Linked DNA regions of Homo sapiens: region 1 is linked to region 2. A link is a contact called in ENCODE Hi-C or POLR2A ChIA-PET data. All regions are on one chromosome and are shown on one strand. Each heading gives the region's core, a stretch centred on a gene start or an enhancer-like site at or near the end of the contact. The rest is flanking DNA. Distances are from core to core; before and after follow the strand shown.

The links. A loop is a pair of places that touch in the nucleus more often than their neighbours do. ChIA-PET counts read pairs that join two places held with the same protein, here RNA polymerase II (POLR2A). Pooled maps may share reads with other maps.
Region 1: a map of PC-3 shows a loop between it and region 2 (3-fold over the local background). The contact joins two enhancer-like sites. A Hi-C loop is called at or near these places in 2 of 168 maps with a recorded cell type or tissue (IMR-90 and PC-3) and 3 of 50 pooled maps. POLR2A ChIA-PET finds 5 or more read pairs at or near these places in 1 of 52 experiments (activated naive CD4-positive, alpha-beta T cell).

Annotation. Positions count from the first base shown.
Region 1 is chr14:71,854,947-71,857,703 of GRCh38, reverse strand. No RefSeq gene overlaps it. Among named protein-coding and RNA genes, the nearest start is that of RGS6, 76 kb to the left of the region's middle. RefSeq lists an enhancer at 1,373-1,442. Within about 2 kb of position 1,368, at least 2 of the 41 ENCODE cell types and tissues checked have a DNase peak (open chromatin) inside an H3K27ac peak, as active enhancers do.
Region 2 is chr14:71,802,453-71,805,152 of GRCh38, reverse strand. No RefSeq gene overlaps it. Among named protein-coding and RNA genes, the nearest start is that of RGS6, 130 kb to the left of the region's middle. Within about 2 kb of position 1,357, at least 4 of the 41 ENCODE cell types and tissues checked have a DNase peak (open chromatin) inside an H3K27ac peak, as active enhancers do.

The sequences.
Region 1 (2,757 bases), core at 119-2,618, 53 kb before region 2:
CCTTTATAGGTTACCTGAGTGTTTTTGTCTCACAGCTCTTAAAATTATTTTCTTTGTCTTAACTTTAGATAACCTGATGACAATATGCCTAGATGATGATCGTTTTGCGATGAATTTCCCAGCTGTTCTTTGTGCTTCTTTTATTTGCATGTCTAGGTCTCTAGCAAGGCCAGGGAAGTTTTCCTCGATTACTCCCCCAAATATGTTTTCAAAACTTTTAGATTTCTCTTCTTCCTCTGGAACACTGATTATTCTTAGGTTTGTTCCCTTAACATAATCCCAGACTTCTTGGAGGCTTTGTTCTTATTTTCTTATTGTTTTTCTTTGTCTTTGTTGGATTGGGTTAATTCCAAGACCTTGTCTTCGAGCTCTGAATTTCTTTTTCTACTTATTCAATTCCATTGCTGAGACTTTCCAGAGCATTTTGGATTTCTATAGGTGTGTCCAATATTTCCTGAAGTTTTGGTTGATTTTCTTTATGCTATCTATTTCCTTGAATATTTCTCCCTTCACTTCTTGCATCGTTTTTTGTATTTCCTTGCATTGGGCTTTGCCTTTCTCTGGTGCGTCCCTGATTGCTTGATAAGTAACCTCCTGAATTGTTTTTCAGGTAAATCAGGGATTTCTTCTTCTTGGTTTGGATCCACTGCTGGTGAGCAAGAGTGATTTTTGGGGGGTGTTAAAGAGCCTTGTTTTGTCATATTACCAGAGTTGGTTTTCTGGTTCCTTCTTATTTGGGTAGGCTCTGTCAGAGAGAAGGTTTAGGGCTGAGGGCTGTTGTTCAGATTCTTTTGTCCCATGGGGTGTTGCCTTGATGTAGTACTCTTCCTCTTTTCCTATGCATGTGGCTTCCTGTGAGCCAAGCTGCAGTGATTGTTATCTCTCTTCTGGGTCTAGCCACTTAGCAAGTCTACCCGGCTCTGGGCTGGTACTGGGGATTGTCTGCACATAGTCCTGTGATGTGAATCATCTATGGGTCTCTCAGTGTGGATACCAGTACCTGTTCCCATGGAGGTGGCAGGGGGTGAAATGGACTCTACGAGGTTGTCAGCTTTGGTGGTTTAATGTTCTATTTTTGTGCTGGTTGGCCTACTGCCAGGAGGTGGTGCTTTCCAGAAAGCATCAGCTGTGGTAGTATTGAGAGAAAATGGCAGTGGGCGGGGCCTTAAAACTCCCAAGAGTATATGCCCTTTGTCTTCAGCTACCAGGGTGCATAGGAAAGGCCCATCAGGTCGGGGCAGGGCTAAGCATGTCTGAGATCAGACTCTCCTTGGGCAGGTCTTGCTGTGGCTGCTGTGGGGTATGGGGGTGATGTTGCAAGGTCAATAGAGTAGTGTACCTAGCAGGATTATGGCTGCCTCTGCTGAGTCATGCAGGTTGTCAGGGAAGCGGGGGAAAGCCAGCAGTCACCAGCTTCACCCAGCTCCCACGCAAACCGAAGGGCCGATCTCACTCTCACCGTGCCCCTTCTAACAGCATTGTTTCTCTGCTCAGTTACACTACTATTGGCTGTTCTGGAAATCAGCAAACCAGTCAAATATGTTGTGTTCAATAGTTCCCTGGGGTTAGCAGACGTGGGCACACCTTAAAAACACAGTCAAGGTTGTCTTCAGCAACCTGTACCAGTCCTTTCTCTCTTCTGGTCCATCTGAAGTAGGTATTTTGTTTACAAATATTTCTCCAGCATCACACTCAGGAAATCTAAGATTAAATAAAAACTAAAAAGATGGTATTTCTGAAACATATTTCCTATAACATGTCCATCAAACAGAGAATGAAGAAATTGGAAGGATGAAAATGGAAGGAGGGATGGGGCATCAGTTGAGACAGAATGGGGGGTGGTACATTTTATGAATCCTCATTCCTACAAAATGAACCGCAAAGGCAGAGGCTTCTGTGTCTCTTGTATCTCCCCACATGCCCATCATGCTTTTTAAAAATCAGGCATTAAGAATTTGGGAATAGAAGGGACATTCATTTATTAAACATCATCTAAAATCAAGAGTCTAATCTTTAAAAACCTTCTTCAGTGGAGGGAGCTCACAGCCCTCTGACATGGGGGGAAGCTTATCTTCAGGCACACAAAATGGCAGAGGCCAGCAGGGGGCAGCAGCACAGCAGGAATATTGAGGCAAGCCTGGGGTATTGGGATGCAGCCAATGAAAAGTTGGCCAACAGGAAAATCATTGTCCTCTGCCCTTGGAAGAGCTTGATTAGAACCTGGAGCTTCACATAATAATCAAGATAAGAAATTTGGTGAAGTTCAATTTTCTTTTAAATTTTTGTCATGAAAAATTTCAAACACACACACACAGAATTAAAGAGAAAAGTATAGTGAACCAATATGTCCATTCCCCAGATTCATCATTATCAACATTCTGCCATACTTCCTCACCTGAACCTATTTTCTTTCTTTCTTTCTTATTTTAGAGACAATTGGAGTTTTAAATTTTAAAGTGTGTGTTCTTTCAAGGTGAGATTTGGTGAGTAGTCAAGCTCTAGTATAGTCCCACACTGCCATGAAGGACGTAAGCTCCTTTTATCCTTCTGCTCTGACACCCTTAGGTTACCTCATGGTGGCAAGATGGCAGCTGCACTTCTGGGAATCACATCCACATCCCAGGCAGAAGGCTGGGTGTAGTGGCTCATGCCTGTAGTCTCAGCACTTTGGGAGACCAAGGCGGGCAGATCACTTGAGATCAGGAGTTCAAGATCAGCCTGGTCAACATGGTGAAATCCTATCTCTACTAAAAATTC
Region 2 (2,700 bases), core at 108-2,607:
CAAACATACAAACTGAACCACAGTTCAACCCCATCCCTACCCTGACTCCACTCTCCACAGGGAGAGGGAAAAACCAAGGATATCCATTGCCTAGGTATTCAATTTTAGAAAAGGGAAATTTGATACTAGTTCAAAAAATATGTAAAGGAAGAGTTACAAGATAAGATATTTTTAAAAAGAAAAAGAGGGGAAAAAGAAAGGGAAAAGCACAGAAAGCCTAGAAATTATTTAAATGACCACCTACTGAAAACCCAGGAAAAAAAGTGTCACAGACCAAAAATACCAGACACCCAAAACCAGCAAAGGCAAAGAGAGTGCAACAGTGAAAGAAGACTTTTCAAAAACTGGATTGAGAGCCCAAGTACCCAGAATGGAAAAGCCCATAAAACATAGCAATGAAGAGCATTCAACAGGAACTTTTATCATGTACCTACCATATAACTTGGAATAGGGCCAATGGGCCAAAAATGACTTTAGAGAGCACTTTGCAAAGAACTCCTGGGTCAAGAAGAGCTCTTTTCACTCTACTGCAAGGAGGAGGTGATCGCTGTGTGACCTGCTTGTCCAAGTCTGAAAAACACAGGAAAAGTGACAGAGAAAACGGAGCAGTGAAAAGTGTGGGCTGCTTCAGCAGGACAGAGAGCTGGGACTTCTGGGTTCTGAAGCCAGCTGGGGCATGAAGAGGACGTATTAGAAGACATTCACCATAGAAGCAATTTCTCTTCTAATATTTATAAACACAGATTATACTAACATAACAGCTACAACTTCTTGTTTTAACAGTCTAACAAATATCACAGTAACTACCCAGGGGAGATGCCAGAATTATATGTAAAAGGTAATGTAACACAATGTTTTCAGGCTACTGAAATTCAGTCGATGCAAACTCAACAAATGTGTCTTTGTGAAGGGGTCAAGTTGCTCATATCACATGCTGATTTGAAGGAGCCTCTTTGGGCTCTTTTACCATCTCAGAGAACATAGGTAAAGTGGCTTTTTCCATGATAAAAGATGACTGGCAACATTATTCCTTATTTTCCCAGCAATGATGTAATTTTGGATGTAGATAAAAAATTTTAAGTGACTCATGGTCTCCATAATCAACTGTCTTTATCTGACTCTCAAACTTCTTTTTACTTGAGATCAAATCAAATGCAATTTCAAAATATTTATTTTTGCCTTTGTGTTGAGAGCTTTCAGTCTTGAAAAGAATGTTGTTGTGAAAAGCAACTTAGTGAGTCACTTTTTATCATCAAGGTCAACAATGAAATCATTCACCCATTTATGCCTTTACTTTTGCCACAGGTCTTAAGTTTTCTCCACAAAAACAAACAACCATTTGATTCTTTGCCTGAAAATTTTAATGAGCGCCTTCTCCTAGCTGAGATCACATACAGATATGGGCTAGCACAAGCTTTCAACTTTCTCTAAAAAGGCCGGTATTCAAACCACAGTTCTTTACACAGGTTAGATGCTATTTTTACCACTGACCAGCTGAGAACACTGATGCTTACTGAGAAAATCAAGACTCAGACCCTTTGAGGCCAAATGAGCTAAATAAATTGGGGTGTGACTAAGCTATATGGCCATGGCATGGCTTTGGCGCCTGCTGCCTCTCCTGAGCTCAGTGTGCAAGTGTACATGAGCGTCGGCTCATGCTAACTGAATTAATGCTCACTACCTCTAGGTACCTTCGTATAAAAATAAGGTGAGTTGGCCGGCGCAGTGGCTCACTCCTGTAATCCCAGCACTTTGGGTGGCCCAGGTGGATGGATCACAAGGTCAGTAGTTCGAGACCAGCCTGGCCAATATGGTGAAACCCTGTCTCTACTAAAAATACAAAAATTAGCCAGGCGTGGTGGCATGCACCTGTAATCCCAGCTACTCAGGAGGCTAAGGCAGGAGAATCACTTGAACCCGGGAGGCAGAGGTTGCAGTGAGCTGAGACCACGCCACTACACTCCAGCCTGGGTAACAAAGCGAGGCTCCATCTCAAAATAAATAAATAAATAAATAAATAAATAAATAAATAAATAAATAAGGTGAGTCTTCAAAACCATAACAGGTGAATCAGTGTAAAAATCTATGAGCAATTTAAAAAGTATAGGATGTACTTTGATGCTTATTTAAAACCTGGGCTTTACTGTTATGGAAGCACAAATGAGCCTAAACATTTATGTCTCTTGCATGATAAAACTGATCATCGAACAATCATTATTGCCGTGACGTTTCAAAATCAATTATACAAATTTTGAAAGAGTCTCAGAAAGTCTTATGGATAACAAGAAAGCTGTCTGGGCTAGAAATAATACAATGGAAAGCAAATAAAAATTGCTTGAAGCTTCTTTCAGACTTTAAGAAAGACTTAATAGGTGAAAACTTGGTTGATCCCTATGCTATGGATCTGACTGAATGTGTTTAAATTCAGGAAGAGACAGCCAAGCTCAACTGATGCATTTTTACAAGTTCAAAAGACATGCCTTAACTCTGAGTGAGAGACCAAAGTCAACTGCATCTTTACCTTCTGATTGGACTAAAAGGCCATTAATGAATTTGACATTTGATTGTGCTTGTTTTGCTTTATTTTTAAATGATGTGTGGGTGAAAATGTGCTGATTTGCCAACTTCTTTTGGTCGAGTTAAAGAAACATTCAATCAGATATGTGATCCACTTGTTATAGATTTGATAGTGCTATCTTT